3 separate regions of the Mus musculus genome follow, and regions 1 and 2 are each linked to region 3. The links are chromatin loops, found by intact Hi-C in ENCODE. Cell type or tissue: left cerebral cortex. All regions are shown on one strand.

What was found. Peaks named below come from ENCODE experiments on the same cell type or tissue, not always from the same donor. Only the 100,000 strongest peaks of a DNase experiment are listed, where the experiment ranks them.
Region 1: a loop joins it to region 3, with 5 times the contacts of the local background. A loop is called at or near these places in 11 of 42 quality-filtered maps.
Region 2: a loop joins it to region 3, with 2.8 times the contacts of the local background. A loop is called at or near these places in 11 of 42 quality-filtered maps.

Annotation. Positions count from the first base shown.
Region 1 is chr11:23,567,111-23,575,110 of GRCm38, reverse strand. It overlaps 0610010F05Rik (RIKEN cDNA 0610010F05 gene), which reads left to right. Exons shown (of 22, transcript NM_027860.3): 22 at 1-1,860. Among named protein-coding and RNA genes, the nearest start is that of 1700093K21Rik, 52 kb to the right of the region's middle. In left cerebral cortex, no CTCF peak of the experiment used is centred here; DNase peaks (open chromatin) are centred at 391 and 4,774.
Region 2 is chr11:23,060,594-23,068,593 of GRCm38, reverse strand. Gm12059 (a long non-coding RNA gene) reads right to left here and starts at 3,530. Exons shown (of 2, transcript XR_872307.2): 1 at 177-3,530. In left cerebral cortex, no CTCF peak of the experiment used is centred here; DNase peaks (open chromatin) are centred at 228, 721, 3,743 and 4,570; H3K4me3 peaks cover 1,603 bases; H3K27ac peaks cover 1,257 bases.
Region 3 is chr11:22,986,302-22,994,301 of GRCm38, reverse strand. It overlaps Cct4 (chaperonin containing Tcp1, subunit 4 (delta)), which reads right to left and starts at 3,709. Exons shown (of 14, transcript NM_009837.1): 1 at 3,422-3,709; 2 at 983-1,035; 3 at 1-4. The coding sequence starts at 3,548. In left cerebral cortex, a CTCF peak has its summit at 6,804 (motif pointing left); DNase peaks (open chromatin) are centred at 3,729 and 6,806; H3K4me3 peaks cover 2,073 bases; H3K27ac peaks cover 1,225 bases.

The DNA of each region.
Region 1 (8,000 bases), 580 kb before region 3:
TATGACCCTAAGAAATTAACAGAATGACTGGTAGTGTTACTATGCATGGGCACTGATCGTTGTATGTTTTGGGGCTGTTGAATCTTAGGCATAGCATTGAGAAATGAATTGTGTATGATGAACTGTCCAGTGATGTTAAATTTAGTTTGCATGGATATTAAGGAGTGACAGATCTCGAAGCTGTATTAATAGAATTTCAAGGTGAGGTTATTTCAATACCATGCTGGTCAAGAAGGGTTGATCTTTTTCAGTAGTATTACGTGGGAGGTACAATGTTATTGAACTTCTGTTTCTTTCAGTTTTTCATGCTTATCTGTAAATCATTTGAGCCTAAAATCCAATCCTTGCCTCGCTTCTGGATGAAGCTAGTGGCACTCTGAGTGGTGAGTCATTTCAGTTCTGTGGCACGGTCAGACCCATCCATTCTCTAAGTCTGCTTGAGCTCCCTCACAGCATGATTGCTAGGTACGAAGAGAGGTCTTAAAGTTCCCAGGTAGAGGAGACGGCTGGGAACTTCAGATATTCACATAAAACTGTTTTATAGATCATGTTTTAATTTTTTTCTAACAAGGTAGATAGCATACTCAGGGAAATTTTGTTCCAGACTGTAAGCATGTACTAAGTTATGTGTTTGGAAATTGTTTATAGGTCTCTGAGAACCGTGAGATGCACACTGTTTCTATGTTTAGTTTTTCTCTGCTTTGTGATTGATGTCTTCAAATTATTCAGATAATAAATCTTGATGATGTAAGGGAACAGCAATTGTAAAAGAAAAATTCATGTCTTACACCTAGTTTACACAAAAAGAAATTATAATTTTTAGTATCTTTTAGTTGCTATATGAAGCTCTTAATTATTTGGTAATTATGCTTTTAATATCTATTTGGAAATTTTATTCTGGTGTACAAATGCCTTTCAGTTATCTGATACTTTGGAAATAGCTTATATCATATTTATTTTCAAGAAAGTATTTCTTTGTATGTGATATGTAAATCCCACGAGTACCAGCCTTATAGTTGGCTCCTGGATTCTCTGATAGAAGGATTTGGATTTATATGTGTAAGCAATCTATGATCATTGTAATTAGAAGGGAATATGCTCTTTTGATTTTCACAGATGGTAGAAGTGCTCATTGCTTCTCCCCAGAGGGGGCTGCTTTACTGATTGATGTTAACAGACTCGAGTAAAATCTGATTCTCTACAGAATGTGCTTTGTATTTTATATCTGTCTGTGATACATGGACAGGCATTTCTTCTGCCAAGTACGTTAAGGTTTTCCTTACATTAATTCTGAGCTCAAACTTATTGAAATAAATGGCAATGACAAAAATTGTGGAGAAAGTCCCTTGATCTGACTTGTTCTGCTGTCTGAGGAGACTGGAGTGCTCTGTATTCTACATAATTCCCTGGAAAATTAGCTGTGAAAATTGGTGAAAACCTTAGGTTTTAAGATTATTTGAGTGTGGCAGCACACCCCATCACTCTGGAAACTGAAGTAGGAAAATCCTCCATTCAAGACCCCGCCTCAGAACATTTAGCAAATCATTTAAGGGTTGAAATACTACAGCGAACAGGCGTATAGTATAGCTCAATAGTAGTCCTGCAGCACACCAGGCGTATAGCTCAATAATAGTACACTTGCCTCGGGTGCACAGTAGCCTGGCTTTGATCCCCGCTAGCACCGTATGAGTGGAAATGCCACAGGGAAGCTGCACAGGTGCCCAGCACATATGTGCTACCTTTCTACCTTTCTCTGCAGCGCTCAGGCAGGAGCTCTGAGGTGTTTCATTGCTCTGCTACCTGAGGCTGGAACTGTCATATTTTTTGCTGATGGCAAACTTAAATAAACATTTAAAAGGCTTTTGTCTCCAAACTTGGCAGTGATTCTTCAGCCAACCTCTTGGTATCCTTGAGTAACTCCCAGGCCAGAGGCACTGGGTTACCTAGCCAGTCCAATTCTAATGGGCTAGCATTCGCAATCTACCTCACAGCTGGTCTGTATGGGAAATGAATTCTGGAATAATGTTATAGAATTATTGGGAGTGAATAAATTAGTAGGTGTAGATAATTAATACAGTACTTTCTGGCTTATAGTAATTTATCCATAAATATCATGTATTGTTGCATATGTTATTATTTGTTTGGAAGGTAGCTTCAAATTTTGTAAGGTGAAAGTCTATTGTACCTCTTCCTATAATTTGAATTACAGAGAGAGAGAGAAGGAGGGAGGGAGGGAGGGAGGGAGAGAGAGAGAGAGAGAGAGAGAGAGAGAGAGAGAGAGAGAGATCATTACTTAGCTGTTTTGTCAGAACCATCCCCTAGACCTTCTGCCTGCCTACCTCCCACAGTGCCCACTGTCTGGTTATCATCTTCTGGAGGATCAGGGTCCTTGTTCTTGTTCTGCAGGTGATGTCTGACCACCTGGCTTGTCCACAACAAAAATCTGATTCCATCACTTTAGCCAGAATCCTCTTCCCCTAAATATTTACTCTTAGTTTCCATTCAGTAATTCTATACTGCTCTTGGCTAAATTCTGTTTGTCAGAGTGTATTCAGAGTTGAGCCCAGTTGCTCCATTACAGTGCTCCATTGCACTGGTCCCTGTACCTGCCCCTGCAGTCCTCAGTAGTCTCTTTCTTTGTGCTTTTACAGTGTTACTGAATGTTTTCCTGTGACAGTGTGTATGTGTTTCCTGTGACAGTTTGTGTTTCCTGTGACAGTGTGTATGTGTTTCCTGTGACAGTTTGTGTTTCCTGTGACAGTGTGTATGTGTTTCCTGTGACAGTTTGTGTTTCCTGTGACAGTGTGTATGTGTTTCCTGTGACAGTTTGTGTTTCCTGTGACAGTGTGTATGTGTTTGGGCCCTGGAAGGATCACCTGAGTCTGTTTCTCTCCATCTCACTATGCCTACCCGTCATAGCTTTTACAGAAGTGCTACAAATGCTCTGACTCCCCTGGCTGTCATTCCTACTTTGTATCATCTGTTACAGAGCAGCTCTGGTGACTTAACATATGAGTGGCTTGTATTCATACTTCAGTGTTCACAAACTACCACACTGCTTTACTCTAATCCACCTGCTACCCCAGGATAAACCCAGTCTCACAGCCTAGAGGAATGTGTTTCCACTGTCCCACTGTCCAGCTGTCCCACTATCCACAAGGCTCTTTCATATAAACCACATTTTGGGTTAGAAGTTACTTTCTCATCATAGGATCCTTTCTACTGCCCAATATAAAATCAGTCCTGACTCATCATAGGCTGTTTGTGTAGGTATCTGACATGGCTCTGATACAGTGCTTACTTGTTGGTTTGCATGTCTCATTACAAACAGACCCAGTTTTCTTGACCACCTTAGGTGTCCCAAGCCATCAAATGATTAGAGGATGACACCAAGCTCTGTTTCCCTGGAGTTCAACTGCAGGCTGTCTCTCTGAGGCCTGTATAGTCCCAGCATGGCAGGAGCAAGGTCATTTGTATCTGCTACATTCTCCTCACCTCACGGTGAGTTCTCAAAACCGATCTGACTCTCACTTACAGGGAGATACACCAGTCCAGTTCATTGTGAGCTGACACCAAGGGCACTCGGTTGAAACCTACTCAGCTTCAACTGCAAGTGAGTGGCATTTTAAATAAGCACCATCATGTCTCCGTGACCTCTCACTGGCACATGACACTGCAGTGCTTGGACAGTGGCAGGCACTGTAGCATTCTGTTGGCTACAGTGAGATTGCAGGTGTCTTCTATCTCACCAGTGATTATTTCTGTAGTTTCCCTCTTCAGCCATTCTCCATCTTGTTCCTTCAAGATGGAGTCTCTCATCCACCTGGAGCTTCCCGTTTTTCTGCCAGGTTGATGGCTAGAAAGCACCAGCATTAGGGTTATAGGCGCACACACAGTCATACTCACACAGCCACACTCACACCGACAGACACACCCACACAGACACACTCACACAGACATATTCATACTCTTATAGCCATGTTCACACAGCCATGTTCACACAGCCATACTCACACAGCTATACTCACACAGACAGACATACCTACACAGACACACTCACACATACAGCCATACTCAAACAGCCATACTCACACAGTCACATAGCCACACTCACACAGCCACAGTCACACAGCCATTCTCACAGAGCCATACTCAGACCTTTCTGTGTGTGCCAAGGGTCCTATTGCACTTAACCCACTCCACCATCTTTGCTGACCCACCAGTGTTGAGTCTCATGCAATCATTTTCCATCCTTATATTTCATCTACCTTTTCCTCTGCTTTTTCTGTATGAAAATAACATTATAGGATTTGGGAGATGGCTCAGTAGATGTTTGGTGCACAAGAAAAACGACCAGAGTCTAATCCCCAGAATCCGTGTTAAAAAACCATGTATGATGTCTTGTGCTTGTAATCTCAGCAACTGGGGAGGCAGAGAAAGGCAGATTCCTGTGGTACAATAACCAGTCAATCTAACCTTCCAGTGAGAGACTTTGTCTTGAAAAACAGTATGGATAGAACCTCATTTGCACACGTGTGCAACAAACACATTATAATACATTCATAGTTAAAATAGTAGTACATAGAGAATATGAAGAATGAGCAGAGTCTCAGAGATGTTCTCATTGATCTCAAGTGGGTGCACGTCATGAATGTGGGAGAAGAAACATGAAAGGGGCAAAGCAGCTGAAAACTCAGCGCATCTAAGAAGTTCCACAAACACCAGTACTTCAGTGCATTTACAAATGCCTACTTGTGATGACAGTGCTCAGACACAAAGCCCTGAGAAAGATGACTCATCACCCACAGGAACCCCGCTCAGAGCCACTTACCAGAGCAGTGTGGGGCGGGATAGTACTCAGAGTAGACCCTGTCAACACATGCATTCAGCAAGTTGTCTTGGAAAATAACAGAGAAAAGGAATATGGGTGTGTGCGCATGCACGTGCGTGTGCATGCACACATGCTTCACCTCCATGCACAAGGCAGTATTCTAACCTTTTTTGTGGATAAACAGGCCCATAGATGGAAGCTTGTCTAAGGGCAATGACACACACAAAATGATTCTGCCAGCTTCCTTGGGGACACTTACTAACCATCAATAACTACATGTAGCACACTTGAGTATACTGCCAAACACATAGTAAGCACTCAGAAAAGGCACTCTGCCTGGAAGATTTGGTGTTGGATCATGCTGTTTGCCCACCTGGACTATGGTGCTTTTGTTCAAGGCCATCCTGACTTTTACCTCCCCCTTAATCTGCCTTCCTCTCTGTTCTCTGAATTGTTGTGTACCCGAGACATTCACATGGGTTAGCAGTCTGCGGCTGTGTTGGAATTGTTCCGTACATGTAAGAACCATCTGAAACATGGCAGTTTGAATGTTAGTTATTTTGAAGTTATTTGAAATGCTGTTCTTACCTAAGATGAATATATTCTCTCAGTTAAAAAATTAACAAAATTAACTCTTCACTAAGAATTTTTTTACATCAGGAATAAATGTGTGAAAGAAATCTTTGTGTGTATCGCTTTAGCCACAGGCATTGATAATGTGTGGAATTGTACACTTAGGGAAAGAAGCTGACTACCTTGTCAATATTAGACTTTGTTTGTTTGTTTGTTTGTTTGTTTTAATGCTCTATTTTGTCTGATAAGTAAGTGTTATACTCCTCTGGAGTGGCTCTGGAGCTGGGGGCGGGGGAGGCAATGGTGTATTAAAGGTCCCCCACGTGACTCTTGTGTAAGTGAATTAGAAAGTAGACATGGTGATCTTTAAATGGCCAGCACTAACCCTTCCCTACTAATGTGGTCAGGCACATAAAGGAGTCAGGAAAGCATAGACTCTGACCACAGAGCTTCACCATGAGAGATTGTGGGTTAGGTTGTGCACATATCTCAGTCTTCAGGGTCAGCTTTGCATAAGTGCACATGGGTGCACTCTCTGTGAGAGGCAGAGTACTGTGAGAAGAAAGAGGCACTGAGACAAAAAGTGCTAACACAGAAAAGTCTAGGAGGAAAAGAAGCCAAACATGGGAGGCTACTTACAAGATTAATTTTACATTTTATGCCTCCAAAAGCCGGAATTGCCCATTATGAGACCTGTGGATTTGCATATGTTTTATTTTCCAAGGCTCTAGAAGTACTTGGACTCTAATTGTCCTGATACCCTAAAGGATAGACATGTTTAAGTGCTCCAAACGAGTCAAAATAAGCAGACAGATCAAGGCAACCAAAAAATTAAATATGTCTCCTTTCAGCAAATATTTTTATTGACTTAGGAAAGCCGCAGTCTATAATGTATAAGAGTAAGTTTCAGATAACCTAGTTTGCTAAACTGCACACTGAGCCATGAGACTACCCAACTTACCTCCTCATTCTTCCTGCCAAGGTGGGCAAATATGGGGTAGACGTATAGCAGTCTATCAACAGGGATGGGGCAGGATAGCTAGACAGGGCAGGATAGCATACAGGTGCCCACTATAGTGCCCAACAGCACAGTGTTAGACATGTCATTAGGAATAAAACACTCCACACAGCCCCATTGTCTCACAGATAACACTGTACTTCACCTTCCTTTCGCAGAAGTGAACATTCCATTGAATTATATAGTCACCATGCCGGTGGATGTCATTATGCCCATATTTTACACCCACACATAGTGAAGCGTATAAACTTCATGTAATGACCTCCTGATGTACATATCCTTACATAGGTTTTAGATCCTAAATAATATCTTTTAGAGTAATATATTTTGATCAGGTATATTTGAAACTGATTTATAGCTATTCAACAGTATTCTAGTTTATAAATCTCCTAAAATACATTTATCTGATCCCCGTCAGTAAATGTTGACATTATATTTCAAGCTTGTTTTTTGGTTTTATTCTTCCTATGCAGTGTCTTTCTATGTGGCTTAGGCTGGCCTCAAGCTTGCCACATAACCCAGGTTGAACTAATAATCCTCCTGCCTCAGGCTCTGAAATGCTGGGATTACAGACATGTGTCACCACACCTATCTTCAATTTTTCCCCCTTACCATTCCAGTATTTCTCCTCTGATGTTCCATCAGTATCCCCTGAACATTGCTTTTGTGTGTATATCGGTTGATGGACATGTCCATTTTCAATCTGTTAAGTTTACCTCCAGAATTGTTCCAGCATGGGAACTCTGTGTTCTGCTTGGCCACTGACAGCTACTTCAGTCAGGACAGTGCTGTTGTAGTGATAGCCCCAAATCCCTGTGGCTTGGTTCAGAAGTTGTTCTTTGTTCATAAAGGGACTTGGCTGATGGAGGTTCCATCTGACACTTGATTTTATAAGGCAGGGAAGAGACTTAACAGGCTCACGTGTGGCCAGGAATTTCTCTGCATAGAAATGATATGCATTCACATTTAGTGGACCCAAACAAGTCACTATCAGCCTTGAGTTCATAGTGTTCCCATCCTACCCTTAGGATCTTAATGTCTGCAAGAGCTGACAAACTACAATATCCATTAGTCCAGAGATAGTGAAGTTGTGTCAACATTTTTGTTTTGTTAGGGAGCTTAGTTACTGTTACATGTGCACTGATCATTTGTGTTTCCTCTTCCCATTCTTATGTTTTCTTTTGTTTTTCTAGACAGGATTTCTCTCTGTAGCCCTGGCTGTCCTGAAATTTGCTTTGTAGACCAGACGACCTCAGAACTCACCAAGATCCACCTGCCTCTGCCTCCCAATTGCTGGGATCAAAGGCGTGTGCCATGGGCTCTTCTTCCCATTCCTAATCCATTTGTATGCTCGTGGCAATACCATGAGCTTTTTCTAAAGATCAGAAGGACAGTTCTCTTAGTACTAGCAGCCAAGATCCAAGATGACTTCATGAGGTCTAGCAAGGACCTCCTGGTTGTATCATGCAGGAGAACATGGAGGCAAGCTCAGCCAGTGCTCTGTAAAGTCTTCTAGACTTGAAAGCTGGACATATAGCACATACATGTAATCAGCATTCAGGCAGGAGGATTGCAGTT
Region 2 (8,000 bases), 74 kb before region 3:
CGACCACTTAAAATGTATCTAAGACCTGGAAAAACAGGTACCAAAAACCCCTTTGTGCATATTTGAAAACTCTACATTTACATAGCAGTATGACAATACCCTCATCCTTGTGGGTTTTGTGTCCCACTCTGGTGGGCAGAGCCACCTTAGGTAGCCCAGGCATGTCTCAAGCTGACCTTGACTATACCTTTGGTTCCCAACGTAGACGATTACTTCACTTAATTTCCCCCACTCCGTGGTTTTTGACACAATCTCGGTATGTAGCCCAAGGTGGAGTAGAATTCGCAGTAATCCTCCTGCCTCAACAACGCCCGTCATTTTTTTTTTCTTTTATTGCTTAACTATTTCGGATATAATTGTGTACTGTTGGAATGCTGTTCGCATAGCAAACTGAATTTTTTTAACGCATTATTTTTAAAACGAGGCGATGAGAGAGGCGTTGCCAGCACCATGCCGGGCTCCGGAAAGGTGAAGGGCTCAGCGCCTTAGAAACAAGCCCCCGCACCAGGGGATTAAGGGCCACGGGGGATGGGGGGGAGCCGTGACGGCTGAGGGAGGGACCTCTAGCCTTCTGAGGAAGTGCGATCCCTCTTCCCGCTGGAGTGCGCGCCGCCCGCGCCTTTATTGCGGAGGTGTGGAGAAGAGCGTGGGAACAGCACGCAGGACAGCCTCCCGCTCCAGCGTACAGGGCGGGCGCCGTCAGCGCCGGTACCAACGAGACAGGACCGCGCTGCGTGCCTAGAGCGGCCCTGCCGCTGTGCGCGTGTGCAGAGGCGGTCCAGCCCGGTGCGCTCAGCGCTAGTGGGCGAGGTGATCTGTACCCTGACTGAAGGTCTAGGGCAGTGCTGACGCGAGTTCGCAAGGCGCGTTCGTGCTCCTGGTTGGTAGGACCCAGGGGCAAGCGAGGCTTTCCTCAGAGCCCTAGGATGGGAGGTGGAGGGAGACGAGGCCAGGTTCTGCAGAAAGAAGGCTCAGGCTAGCCCTTGAGGAAGAGTGAGGAGCATCGGGACAAAACGGCCATCCTCCAGACCCAGACGCTGAGTATGGAGACACCTCGGCCAATCACTCTATTGGAAAACCAAATAGAACAAACCTGTTTGGGATGAAGGTTGATAACCAATTTGGAATGATGTGTGTTGAAACGAATGGATTTTGGTTTTGAGGCATTAGCAGGACATTTGAGTAGAAGAGCTGATAGGAGATTTGTTTTAGAAACTGGGTTTACTCTGTAACCCAGGTTGGCCTGGAGCTTAGTTTTCTCGGCTTCTCAGAGCAGAATTCCCGCCTTGTGCCGCCACGCCTGGCTGAAGTTTGGGAACATGGACTGTGAATGTAGAATGTAAGGTGTAGTCTGCAGCTCAGGAGAGTCAGCTAAGTGACAGTTGTCTATAGTCATGTTTACAGGCTCAGTGTTTAGTCCCTAGCAGAAAAAAATTGAAGTAAAGCAATGTAAATGCATTGTCTTGACTAAAAAACTCCATAGGGATTGAGTGGTAAGTTTGACATAAAACTATATATAATTTCACAGAGCAGACAAGAATCATGAAGTTTGGGGGGCGAAAAACTTTGGAAGGCCTGGAAGCCACATAGGACTACCAAGTCAGACATTTTCAAACCAACCAGTTAAATAATGGGCAAAGGAAAAAAATCAGAAGGATGCCCGTTTATTAATTATGGCATATATCCTTGCCTGGCTTAACATAAATTATGTAACTGATAGAAACATTATACTTAAATGATATTTACCCATTAGCAAGAACAGAATTTTAAGAGGTTTTACTTGTAAACATCAGGACCTTTAACTACATCTTGAGGGTTTTTTAAATGAAAATTCGCAAAATCAAGTTGGACTAACTAATGTGTATTTTAAGTATGAGACCTTAAATTTCTAATTATGAGGATTTTTTTGTGGGTGGGAAGATGATTCAGTGGTTAGGAGTATTTCTTGCTCTTACAGAGAGCCACTTTGATGCCCAGCATCCATGAAGGGCAGCTCACAACCGCTGTGAGACTAGTTCCAGGGCAGTTACAGGCATGTGCTCTCACACACACAGTTATTTTTTTCGATTATGAGTTTTTTCCTAAAATTGTTCGAAAATTAAACTAGTGTGTTTAGTTAGAAATGTTAGAAAGTGGTGTGTGAGGTTGCTGGTGGGAAGAGGGCATGGCAGTGAGCCTGACTACCTCAGTTCAGGCTCCAGGTTCCACATGGTGGAATGAGAGCAGCATCTCCTGAAATTTGTCCTCTGTCACCCACCCCTGCATACACACAGAAACATGAGAACACACTGGAAAAAGAGAAGCCATGAATTCCTCTGCCCAGAGTTAATGCCTGTTAATATCGTAGTGCTAACATGTGTTCTCCCTCATGGTAATGATTATGGAGTCAGTAAACAGTACATTTGATAGAGAAGCAGAAGCCAGCCTGTTTGGAGGTCAGGATTCTGAGGGGATTACTTGCTTATGAGTTGGATTACCATCAAATGACCATATGTTTGTTACTTTTTGCAAAAAACAAAACAAAGCCCTAAAATATATTTTTTCATTTCAATCAGGAAAACCAAAGATTTTGGGGGAAAATATATTATGAACATTTTTTTCACATTAAATAGTCTATAGTTATATCATTGATTTTTAAAATAGTTGTGTAACATTCGTGTTTATGCACATATATTTGTGTGTACATCAGAGGACAGCTTTCAGAAGTTGGTTCTGTCCTTCCACCATGTGTATTCTGGAGATTGGACTCTGGCCATTTTGTGAAGCTTGGTGGCAAACACTTGCTGAGCCATCTCACCAGCTCAAATTCTCAATTTAAAAAACAAACACACCTCAAAGGGGATTTTGGTTCAACGCAAGAACACTTAAATAGGTTTGTTTTCTGTGAACACTGTTTAAATTGAGGAAATACAAAAGCTATCAAGCCCGAAGACAACAGTGTTAATGCAGTCTTACTGGAAAAAAAAAAAAGACAGGATCTAAGTGGAGCGGAAGAGGGCTGTCAGAGTAAAGCATTGAGGTATGGTGGTATTGGCCTGTGTTCCCAAACTGTCCTGGGGGTTGAGGCAAAGGGATGACAAACTCAAGACCAGTTGGGCAACTTAGATCCTATATCAAAATAAAATCTCCATGTGCAAGGCCACATGTTGATTTCCCAGGACTTCAGAGGGAAGTGGGGGTAAAGCAACTGCAGAAAGGCTCACAGAGTGGAGCTACCACCTCAGTGGGAGGGGACTGAGAGAAGATCAGGGAGCTGATTAGAAGTCTGTACAGTCTGGCTAGAACTGGTTCAAGTCACCCCAGTTCTGTGAGAAAGAAGGTATGTATTTGGTGGGGAAGTTAAATGAGAGGGCCTGGGTTTTTAAACAAAACCTGATCAAAGGAAAGTCTATACTGACTGGTGAGTACTGACTTTCTCCTATTGACTGTTCTTAGCAGCACTCAGTAACCTCAGCTAGAGAAGAGCCTCTCTATAAAAGGGCCTCTGATTTCATACCTCAAGGTGACATTTTTACTATTCTAACAAAATGGCCTGGCTCCCGAATTCATCCATTCTTACTGTCTTCAAAGTAGTAAACTGCCTACATAATCAGTTTATGCAGGCCTCTACATAGGCCTCACCTCTCTCTGTAGGCCCTGCCTTCTAGAAACCAGAGGAAAGCCTCCTTGTCCCTCATAGAAGCAGCAGCAGCCTAAAGATCTCTAAATTGCTTCCAGAGTGACTCTGCCCTTTTCTGGAAGGAGGAGATGTTCTCTAGGCTGCAATAGTCGCTCTCATCTACACTTCACTGTCTGTGGCTTCATTTCCCACACTCACCAGCACTCTGAAGTGTTAATTTGAAAGTTCCAGAAATAAGTGATTCATAAGTTGTAAATTATGCATCATTCTGCATAGCATGACTATTAGTATTCCTTTTTTTTTTTTTTTTTTTTTTTTTTTTGAGTCAGGGTTTCTCTGTGTAGCCCTGGCTGTCCTGGAATTCACTTTGTAGACCATGCTGGCCTCGAACTCAGAAATCCACCCTCCTCTGCCTCCCAAGTGCTGGGATTAAAGGTGTGTGGCCACCACACCCGGCTGACTATTAGCATTCAGTCTAAGCTCCAACCCACAGTTACCTAGCAACAGCTGGGTATGCTCCTCCCCACGGTAACCTGGCAACAGCCAGGTAGGCCTGACCCACTATAAAAGGGGCTGCTTGCCCCCTCTTTGCTCTCTTGCCCTCTTGGGCTCTTCCCTTCCCCTTTACCTTCCTGGTCTCTCCATGTGTTCATGCCTGGCCTCTACTTCTCTACTCTCTTTCTCTGCCTTTCTCTGCCTCTACTACCCTCTTAACTCCCCTCCCCATGCCCTGAATAAACTCTATTCTATACTATACCGTTGTTTGGCTGGTTTCTCAGGGGGAAGGGATGCCTTGGCATGGGCCTGCTGAGACATCCCCTTCCCCCACACTTCACTTACACCCCGTAGAACATATCTCCTCTTTCTTTATCTTTTCATAAACACATCAGTGACAGTCTCCTGCCTTCTGCCCCATCCTTCACAGGCTGTGACTCATCCCTTAATGCAGCAATTCCACGATACAGATGCTGCTCTCCCTTAGTCAGTTAGCTGTGTTACTCAACTAGGCCATTTGCCTACCTCCCAGCTTCCAATTACTGAAGCTACAATGTTTGCCATCTTAAAATTAGTGATTTTTTTTTTTTTTTGAGACAAGGATTCACTATGTATCCTGAAACTTGCAGTCCCCTTGGCTCTGCCTCCTGAGTGCTGGAATGACATGAGTGTGCTGTGTGCCTCACATCTGACTTAAAGCCCACTGAGAGCAAGTGAAATGAGGGCTTCTTAGGTTTGCCCCAGTCTTGGTTATCAGATGAACTGTCAGGGTGTCACAGTGCTCATGTTTAGCAGTGGCCGGAGCATTTGTGAGTAGTGATTCTGACAATTTGAATATGCCAAAGAGAAGTCATGAAGTGCTTCCTTGAACTGACCCCATAAGGAGAGGAAAAAATGCCGAGTGCTAAAGTAACTAAGATCTACAAATTCTTAACAGAAATTTTAAAGAAAACTAGTCATGGTGGCTCATGCGACATCACAGTGCTTGTCAAGTGGAGGCAGGAGCACGGAGAGTTCAAGGCCACCCTTCCTTATATAGCAAGTTCCAGTCTAGGTCGGAAAACAAATTGTGAAGAAGGAAATGGATCTGTGCTAGTTTTGCTGTCACCTTGAACTACAAATCGGTTGCCACAGTTCCTGACAAATGCTTAGTCATTCACCTCATTTGATCTCTTCACATTGACCTTGTGTCACCTCACGTCACCAGAAAGCTGAGTACAATGCAGTACATTATTGTTTAGAGACCAGATTATGGCTATACTACTCCGAATGCACTGATCTTGTCTGGTCTCAGAATCTAAGGCAGGTTGGGCCTGGTTAGCACTTGCAGAGGAGAAATCATATTCACATACCTTTTGTAGGGCGATATAGAGTTGAACTTGCTGTATTTTATTATTGTTAATCTTACAATGCCTAATACATGTTCTTTATAGATGTATCTAGTAGGAAAAAAATAACTTTCTGGTTTGGTATTCAGTCATCAGTGAGGCAATTTTGAACAGACCCTACCTCCCAAGACAGGTGGAGATTACCACATGTATTAGCATTGGAGACTTGTCCCGGTTTTCCCAAACATGAGTCAGAAAGAGAGGTAATGTTCTGACATAAATCCTAGGACAGGAATCAAATCACTGCCATGTCTCATGGAGAAAAAAAGTCAGAGGATTCATCTCTAAAACCAGATTATTTTAAATCCTCAGCCACAAAATTGGGAAACAGTGGTGTTACCCCACCTTTACCACAAGACCTTCCTGATCTTGACTTCTCTGTGGGGCCTTTTCCCTTAGTTCTCTCACTAGCAATTACATTTTCCTGTTTAACTTTCCACAATCAGAAAGAGTCCCATTGTTTCACCAAGTGTACGGGCTCAGGAGACAGGGAGAGGAGGGTCTCCCCAAAGTTAAAGATAGCCAGCTTTATATGCAAGCTCCAGGCAGCCAAGGCTACATAGCAAGACCCTGTCAAAGAAATCTAACAAACCAACAAAAGAAATCTAGATGTAAGCATTTATAATGCTAACTAGGTCTAAGCATTTATTTCATGCTCAAGTTTCTGATTTTATAACTAGCGACTTGTTATGTCCAAATTTTAAGTTATTTAGTGTTGGGGGAAGAAACAAGTGCCCCTTCAGAGTACTTTTCTCATTTGTACAAGTATTTTTAACTGTTGATACATTTCTCTACCCCAGAACATCTTTTAGAATGTATCTAGGTGTTTTAAGACAACAGGAAAATCTTTGAGTTTCTGTGCTGATTAAACTGTGTCTAGTATCTTTTTTTTTTCTTTAATTTTAAGTCCAGGTTATGCTATAATGCCCAGGCTGGTCTTGAAGTCAGGGTCCTTCCACTTCAGTCTCCCAAATACTGAGAAAAGAGGAATGAGCTGCATACTGGCCTCTCTCTGCTATTCCCTCCCGCCCCCCTCTGCCCCCCGCCCCCCCCACACACACCCTACTGTTCTTGACCTGAGTTACTGAGGGCAGGATTATAGTAAGGCATCCATCAGTAGAGGATGCTGATTCTGTAGTAAGAAATGCCTGCCAAATCCAAGGGACTTAAAACCACAGATTCGTTCCTCATTCATGCTACAACACAAGCTTCAAAAGTCAGAGTAGTCCCAGAATAGCTGTCTCTCATTGGGGGAGGGGAGGGGATGGAATGACTGATGGTTTCTTAGTCCATAAAGTCAGCCTCAGTAATTCCAATCTGGTGCCAGGAGTTTGGATGGTCCTTGGATAGGCACTGTTCTCTATTCCACAATGAAAGCTTGGGAATACTGGCTCTACTGTCAGCAAAGAGTCAGCAGCACTCACAACAACAGGACATAATAACTTGTGGCAAGAGAGAGGCTAAACTGGAAACAGGTAAGAGTAAACATCCTTCTGAAATACCCTTACCTTATCAATTAGGATAATCCTTCAGGTGAGGCTCCCTACTCAGATGTGTAACTTGTAACCTGTGGCAAATTGACTTTAAAACCAACTATAATAATAGCAAAGCAGTAGTGGCACATGCCTTTAATCCCAGCACCCAAGAGGCAGAGGCAGGTAGAGTCCTTGAGTTTGAGGCCAAACTGTTCTACAGATTGAATTCCAGAACAGCCAAGACTACAAAGAGAAACCCTGTCTTGAAAACAAAAAAACAAAAGCAACCATAATAATGGGAATTTGTAGGAGACACAAAGAGACAGACCAATTATGAGTCAGTAGTCTACAGTGCAATGCGTAAAGACATAGTCTCAGAGAGGAGTATCTTAAATTGCTTTGACTAAATGATTTACTGCCATTCTTCAGCATAGTGACCAAATAAAACAAAGTAATAGTAAATGGTACTGTGAGCATCACTGTGTGGGCACAGAGTATGGCTTTGTGCAAGCCTATTCTCATATCTCACAGGTTATATTAGAATAGTAAAGGGAAGTATTAGGCACTAAATATTGATTTGCTTGTGATCATCAATAAACATCTATTAGCACAAATGTCAATGAACATACTTTACAATAGCTAAGACAGTTTACTCTTAATAGAATTTTTCTGTACTTTATTTCTTCGTGTGGAAGAAGGGTGGTATTAGAGGTGACTACAAGGCCTTACACACCCTGGATAGGTGCTTTGCCTCTAACTACATGCCCAGCCCTAAAATTTCTATTTTCTTATTTGGGGCTACAAAGTTATCTAACTTCATCCAGGACTTCAGCTTTTTAAGTGCTGAATATTTCTAGTGCTATGTTAGTTGAATTTTGTGGTGGACATTGTACATTTGTGGTGTATTCCAGCTATGTAGCAGCTATCTAGTTACAGAGTTCTAGAACTAAGTTGTATGTATTTAGAGATTAGTTCTAATCTGCTTGCTTAATCAGACAATCTTTTACTCTTGTCATGTGAAGT
Region 3 (8,000 bases):
GAATCTGGAAAGTTTTGTTTTTTAAAACTTTAATGCAATATTCTACTAGTTCTATTCCATTTACTATTACATACAAGTTAGTTTATATATGTATATTGCTTAACTCAAAATACCTTTCCTTAGTAAAACAATGTAAGAACATTCAGATCAACGGGCTCTGCCCGGGCTGCTCTCTTACATGTGTGTATGTGTATATATTTGAGGACAGCGCTCAGAGATGGTGTGTGTGTGTGTGTCAGATCCTCTGCATCTAGTAATGGCGGCACAGCCTGGGCTCTCTGTAAGAGCAGTATGTGCCCCTCTCTCTAGCCCCCGCCCAGGGTATGTAAAGGAGTCTAGAGGGAAATCATTCAGTAAAGTTCAAGCATGGAGGCCTTAGTTCAGATGCCCCACATCCCTTGGCTAGCCATATTGGTTTGTCACATTTTTGGTTGCTAACTAGCTCTTAATTTGAGGACATATCAATCCAAAAATTATTAGATTATATCTGTTTTATGCTGCCAGTCAATTAAGAAAAAATGTTTGAAAAGTTGAACTGGGCACAGCGGCTCACACTTGTAATCCTAGCATCCCAGAGGCTGAGGCAGAAAGATTAAGCTCATGTTTCAAAAGAAATGAACAGCCAAGCAAACATGGTAGCGCAAGTCTGTGATCCCAGCCCATCAAGCAGAAGCAGGGGATCAAGAGACAGTCTCAGTTAATTTTTTTACTGACTCAAAAAAAAAAAAAAAAAAAAATCAACCCAAAGGGTATTAAAATATAGTTAAATACTAACTAATCTCTCCTTTTGATGAATGTTAAGATTTTTGGAGGGACTCAAGGGGGAAGAGGGGTAGCAGGGCCTTGTTCCACCTAGGCAAGATTTACCAGTTTTAGCACAGAACTATTTGCCAACCCCCAAATAGCACCACCTTTCATTAGACCTTAGAATGTAAACAGAAGTTCTCAATAAGTAATGAACGATTTAACTTTTTTATTTTACCATTTTGTCCATTCCTTTAGGTCCAAGGCTTGTTCTAATAGCATCAGCAACCGCTGTTAAAATAGAAAAACAGAAAGTCACATATTAAATCAAGACTTAAAAAAAAAGCAAAGTGTTTTGTTTTAAACTTGTCCTTATTAGGATATGGTATATAGTAGCTTATTGTGCCTCCTACAACTTCATGCCTAATAATAACCCTAATAGACACTAGAATACTTCACGTGCTATGTCTATGTAGAACAAATTTTCAATACTCCTGTGAGAATCAAAATGGCACAATGTAGTCTTAAGTTCTTAGTTTTATTTCCTCTATTCCATAACAGTACAAGCATCAGTGAAACAGCTGAACACCCTAATGTAGTACACAATTCATCCATTAGCCTTTTCTCTCCCCAACAAAACCATAATCCGCTGAGAAAACATATGTGGGACCCATAGGCTAAAATTTCTTCTGTATCCCTTAACTACTATATGCTTTTGGCCATATTTGGCAAAGAATAAATAATTTAACAGAAAATACCTTGTATAACAATATTTTACGTATGTCCTAACTTTGGTCTAATGTTATCATCAAAGTTTCAGATGATTTCTGTGGACCCGTTTCAAGATATTCACTACTAAAAAATTATGGTATTTTAGACTCTCCATCTCTAGAACACAAGCTAATGACTGTAAAATGATTTACACAAAACCACCAGTATTTTCTGTCTGTGAAATCTCCCTCACCATTAGCAAGTAATATTGTCTTTATTTGAGAGGGATGGATAATTGCAAAATGAACTCAACTCAAATTGTATCTGGAAGAAACCTTTCTCACTTTCTAGAATTCTGTTTTGACTTGGAAAAACTAGTTTGCCCTTTGCTCCTTTAGTAACTAGATAGCTTTACAGGCAATTTGGGTAACCAATCCTGCCTACGTGCATGGCTCCTTCTGTCCTTTTTAATTTTTGTGCACCCTTCCTTTGAAAAGTAACTGTTCTGGACAGTTTATGTGAACTTGACCCAAGCCAAAGTGATCTCAGAGGCGGTAACTCCTCAAATTAAGAAAAAGTCAGTTAAAACGGAGTTGTAGGCAAGTCTATAGGGAATGTTCTTGACTAGAGATTGAGGGGGAAGGGCTCAATCCTTTGTGGGTGGGTCCATCCCCGGGCTAGTGGTCCTGGGTTCATAAGAAAGCAGGTTGAGGGGCTGAAGGGATGGCTCAGCAGATGGATAAAAGATGGCTGCTCTTCCAGAGGCCCTGAGATCAACTCCCAGCACCCACAACCACATATAAACACAGTTCTATGGGATCCAATGCCTTCTGGTGTACAAATATACATACAGACAAAACACCCATATACATAAATTAATAACTAAATCCACATAACCTGTGTTTTCACAATAATAGAAACCCTAGCTAAGATGGTTGCCTGAAGTAAACTCATTTCTTAATAGAGTGTACACTCTCTTGGTCACTCATCTGACTCTAGAATTCATCTTTCAACATCCCAATGACTCCACTACCACAAACGTAATTAATGAACTCAATAAACTTCCAGGTGTCAGGTATTCACTCCAAACTTCCAAAAGACTCTCACATGGAGCACCTGGTCAGCTTGGCGTCTCCAACTCCTTAAGGCCCATCCTGCGCACACACCTCACAGCACCAACACATTCCAGTCACCTGGACTGGTGACTGCAGTACTTGTCAGGTTTACTTCATACACTTTCACATTTAATCCTCCCAGCAACCCTGCAAATCAACTGTCACCTCACCCAACTTACAGCTGCACTGCGAAGTCAAGAGTTTCTTGGATCCTAGGACCTTCAGAAGATAAAACAACACCCCGTCCACTTCCCAAATCATGCATCTTTGTCTCCAACCCAAATAAACCCTGGCAGTATCTCTTAAGGCTTTGTTGCTTTAGACGTCAGACGCGTCAAATAGCACATACTGAGAATAAAACTCGGCCTGTCTGGTTTTCACCACGTGCTTTTACAACCCTATGTCGCCCACCTGCCAGTTTAAGGGAATTTATAGTGACTATCCGATTAGTACTACGGAGCCAAAGAACGTTCATAAGTTAAATGAACTTTTTTTGAAAATGTTGAAAAAGTAAAATGAATTTTATTTGAAAGCTCAAAATACTGTGTCGTCTACCACTAGGTTTGATAAACAGCCAAGCTTTAGTTCTTAAGAGTCAGATCTCAAGGATCATTGCTTTCAGTATTTTAAACGGCTGTCTGCGCCAATGTGACCAACACCGCCCATGCCTGCAGGAGACGAACTAAGGAGCTCGGCGTCCCACAATGGGGCGTGTCCGAGGCCTCCACGCTCCGAGTGCTTAGCAGAAAGCTGCAAACGAGACCACCTTGAAGGAACACAACCCACCCAGGGCCAAGGTCACAGCGAGGCTGGGCCGTTCCGCCGGAGGCGGGCCGGCGACCGGGTGATACCTTTGGCCGCGGAAATATTGCTGAAGCGGATCTGGGCTGGCTTGTCGCGGTCCTGGTAGGCGCTTTTCCCGCGGCTGCCGGGCCCGGCGGTGGGCGCCCCGCTTCGGGAAGCTACGTTCTCCGGCATGGCGACCTTGGTGGCGTCTGCGCGGGTTCAGGAGGACGGATGGACACGGATTCCGGCTTGCTGTGGAGTAACGGTCTCCCTGACCGCCTCCTCCACGAACCTTCCAGAAAGCGACGCCGGGAGAGAAGGCGGAAGCCGAGCAAGGGGCCTGCTGGAGAGCCGGCGCGGGTGTGACGTCAGGGGCTGTCTGCCGCACGCCGGCTGCGCAGCTTGCGCGCGGAGATGTGGCTACGGACTGTCCACCCCTCCCTGTGCCTGAGATGGAGCGGGAGGTTTTATAGGCGTGGCTGTGGCCGTTCTAGATGGACCCGAGCCTTTAGCTTCTGCTAGTGCTGTTGAGGAAGCTGTGACAGCTCTGGCTTTGTTCCGGAGTGGGTGTGGTGCAACCGGCCTTTTACGGACATCCATGTCTAAATTCCAAATTCTATTCCTAGTTTATTCACTTTGTAAAGGTGTTGGAGGAGAGATGTGCCATGAATAGTTTCCTCCCTTTTGTATATATTTTGACTGCCTAGGGATTTAAATACACTAGTTAGACGGCACAGAATCGTAATAGTTGTGGGGCGGTGACTGCCTATCAAATCCAGTCTGCCTTCTAGTTAAGACCTCTTCCATAAACATAACCACTGACTCTTAGGGAACATAAACATTCTAATAACTGATTAATAGTTATCTGCTGAGCAAAGTGTGAAATCTTTACACTCTTTACCCCCCCCACCCCACCCCCACACTAATCCTCATAATCCCATGAAATAGGTGTCATCGTCTAGACTTAAAGGATGATGAAGCTAAAGCCCAAGGTCAACCAGTAAGGCAGTGGAAGCCAGTACAGAGCCAGGACTCTGTCCTTAGGTAAACTTCCAAGGTTTCTATAATCATGATCATTGACCACCAGAGTTTATATAGGTAATACTCATTCAGTGGTAGTTCACAGTTAATAATTGAGAGCCATAAGGTGCCAGATGCCTGCGGTAGGTTAACGAACAATTGTTTCATGGACTTAGTCCTGTAATTATGAGAAGCATTTACATTCATTCACTCTATTAAGACTAAGATGAACTTTTCAAGCCTCCCCTTGGGGGACACGTCTTTTTCAAAGACCAGTTTACCCCTCCCTCGAAGCACACAAATATTCTATGGTTGTTGAGACAGCTGACTTATATGAAGAGAACAGGTACTGGTACTGTGGTGATTTGAGATGTCTCCCCTAGTTTTAGACATTCAAATACTTGGTCCCCAGTGGGTAGCTCTGATTGGAGAAGCTTAGGAGGTGTAGCCTTGCTGGAGTAAGTATATCACTGGAGGCTGAGTTTGTTTCAAAAGCTACCAGCCAGTTTGTGCTCTGCTTCCTCTTCACAATATGAGATGTGAGCTCTCCCTTCTCCATGCCTACCTGTTGTGAAGCTTCCCTGCTGTGCTTCCCAGTGATCATGAAGTCCTAGAACCATAAAACCCCTCAAAACTCTTCCCTCTATAAATTGCCTTCCTTGTGGTTGTGGTGTGTTTTTTGTTTGTTTGTTTGTTTTTGTTATAAGGTTTCACTGTGTAGCTTTGACTGTCCTGAAACTAACTCTCTGTAGACCTCAAACTCCCAGTGATCCTCCTGCCTCTGCCTCCCAAAAAGTTTGGACTAAAGGCTGGTGAGACCACCACCCGGCATGGTCATGGAGTTTTATCACAGCAACAGAGAAATAACTAACGCAAGTACTCTGACTTCTCCTGCTCTTAAAAGCAGGAGACAAAACAGCGATCTGAAAGAGACCTTCACTGTGCCTGCAGGAAGACATGCTTCTCCCCGGGGAAAGGGATGAAAGAGGTGCAAGCCAATCTCTGCTGTCTGTCGTGCTGGGGAGCTGAATTCACTGCCCACCCAGGGCAGAACCTCATGCACTGACGTCGCAGGGAATTCTTTTTTTTTTTTCTGTAATAGTTGGATTTATCTATGGTTCCATGGCTGAACAGCTTGGGTGGACTGTCTGTATAGTTTGCTTTCTTGTCTTTGTTGACATTTCCTCCATGGCCCCTCTGTTGCTGACATTCCCTGAAGTGGTTACCCATTCAGACTTAGGCACAGAAGAGAAGAAATCAGGGGACAGAAAAATTAAGAGGCATGCTAAAAATAACTGGCTGGGGGCTTTCACGATTCAACACCTGCTTTTGTTTCTTGTAAGGTAAGCTGAACTGCTTTCGCGGCAAAACACGACCTTAAACCATCTATGGTCTTACCAAAGGGGGTGGGGTAGTTAGCTCAAGCCCCTTTGTCATAAGACACTTTAGTATCTCTCTCTCTCTCTCTCTCTCTCTCTCTCTCTCTTCAAGACAGGTTTCTCTGTATAGGCCTTGGCTGTCCTGGAACTCACTTTGTAGACCAGGCTGGCCTCAAACTCAGAAATCTGCCTGCCTCTGCCTCCCGAGTGCTGGGATTAAAGGCGTGTGCCACCACGCCTGGCTAGTATTTTTCTCATCAACATATGATTTCTGGCTCAAACTTTTTTTTTTTTTTTTTGGTTCATTTCCTCCTGAAGCCTTCTATGTCATGTAAGACTTAAATTTATATATTCTATTTATCTCTCTTTGTTGGAAAATTCTATCCAAAGCTGGGCAGTTAGTGGCGCATGCCTTTTATACCCCTGCTCCTCCCACACTCAAGGGTTAAAAACAATCAAACTGGGGGCTGGAAAGGAGAACACTTTAGAACACAGTTTAGAACACTTGTTGCTCTTACAAAGGACCCAAGTTTGGTTCCCAGCACCCACATAGATGGATCACAGCCATCTGTAACCCAGCTCCAAAGAATCCAACACCTTCTTCTGACATCCATAGGCACTGTCGATATACGGTACACATGTATACATGTAGGCAAAACACTAAAAAAAAAAAAAAAAAAAAAAAAAGAAATTGCTGGGTGTGTGCCACCACCACATGGCCCAGTTTACATTTTAATGTTTATAAAAACTATTACTTCCTGCCTGGAACCATTTGCTGGCTATTTGGCCGTGATTAGTGGGAAACCTGTGTGGAAGGAAGGAGAACTGCTTGTTAGATGTCGGTTTCCCTTGGGGCTGATCTTCTGGGTCTTTTCCTTGTTGCTGCATTAGAATATTCTCTTAGTGTTTGCCCAGGTTTGTTAGCTATAAAACCTGTGATTTGAAATTTAATAAAAGATAACTGTATTTTGAGCCTTTTGTTTGAAAAGCATTCTAAACTGCAACTGGAGCCAACCTGCAGTTGCAGCTATGGCAATAGCAACCCCTGGTGGCAGAAGAATGAATTTCTTTTATTGATCAACCTAGTGATTTGGAATTGAGGTAGGCCGGGCTGGCAAGGTTCTCTGTCCAGTGGTACAAGTGAATTTAAAGCAATTAAGAAAGAGCAGGTGCCAAAATTCTATCAGCAAAAATATGTCTCAGTGAGTACTCCCTCTAAAGCTAAGAAATGGGGCCTGGCTGGAGAGCACCTGGGTTCAATTTCCAGCACCTACATCCAGTGGCTGTAACAAAAATTTAAGAAATTAAAAACTACAAAATAGCTTTTTTATGTGTTGCATGACAACAAGAAATAATTTGGTCACGGCCTTCCAGGTAGGAAATTTACAAGTTATCTACTTAGTGGTGGCATTTTGTTCCACCTGCCACCTTCTCCCTTCCATCCATTCTTTGCAACCTCGTTTTTTTGTTTGTTTGTTTGCTTGTTTGTTTTGTTTAAGACAGGGGTTCTCTATATAGCTCTGGCTTTCTTGGAACTACTATGGAGAACAGGTTGGCCTTGTATCTGCCTCCTGGGTGCCCCACCACTCCTTGCCTCTTTGCACTCTGTAGGCACATTTAACACAAAAGTATAGTTTGTCTTTAACGTTGTTTTTCTTGGATCCACAAAACATTTTTGAAGATGCCTTTTAGAAAATCACTTCTTTGGAAAGGTATACCTCAAAATTTTTCTTTTAAATACAAGCAAACCATACATAGGTAAACACTAATTAAAATAGTCTAGACCAATGGTTTTCTTTAGGTTGGTACTTTCTTGAAAGGATCAGTTTAGTTGTCCCCCTTAATACAGGGGTAGGAATAGCCAAGGTTAAACAGAGGTCAAGCTGGGCAGTGGCGGCGCACGCCTTTAATTCTAGCACTTGGGAGGCAGAGGTAGGCGAATTTCTGAGTTTGAGGCCAGCCTGGTCTACAGAGTGAGTTCCAAGACAGCCAGGGCTATACAGAGAAACCCTGTCTCGGGAAAAGAAAGAAAGAAAGAAAAAACAAACAAACAAACAAACAAACAAAAAACAGAGGTCAAGAATATAACACATTCTGCCGTGCAGGGAACATTTATGAAGGTGAAAAACCCATTTGTGAGTTATTGGAGCCTAAATTTAACCCAATTTTACACACATTTTAAGACTTATGTATTTAAGTGGGTGTTTGCCTGGATGCATGTATGTGTATCACGTTTGTGCTTGGT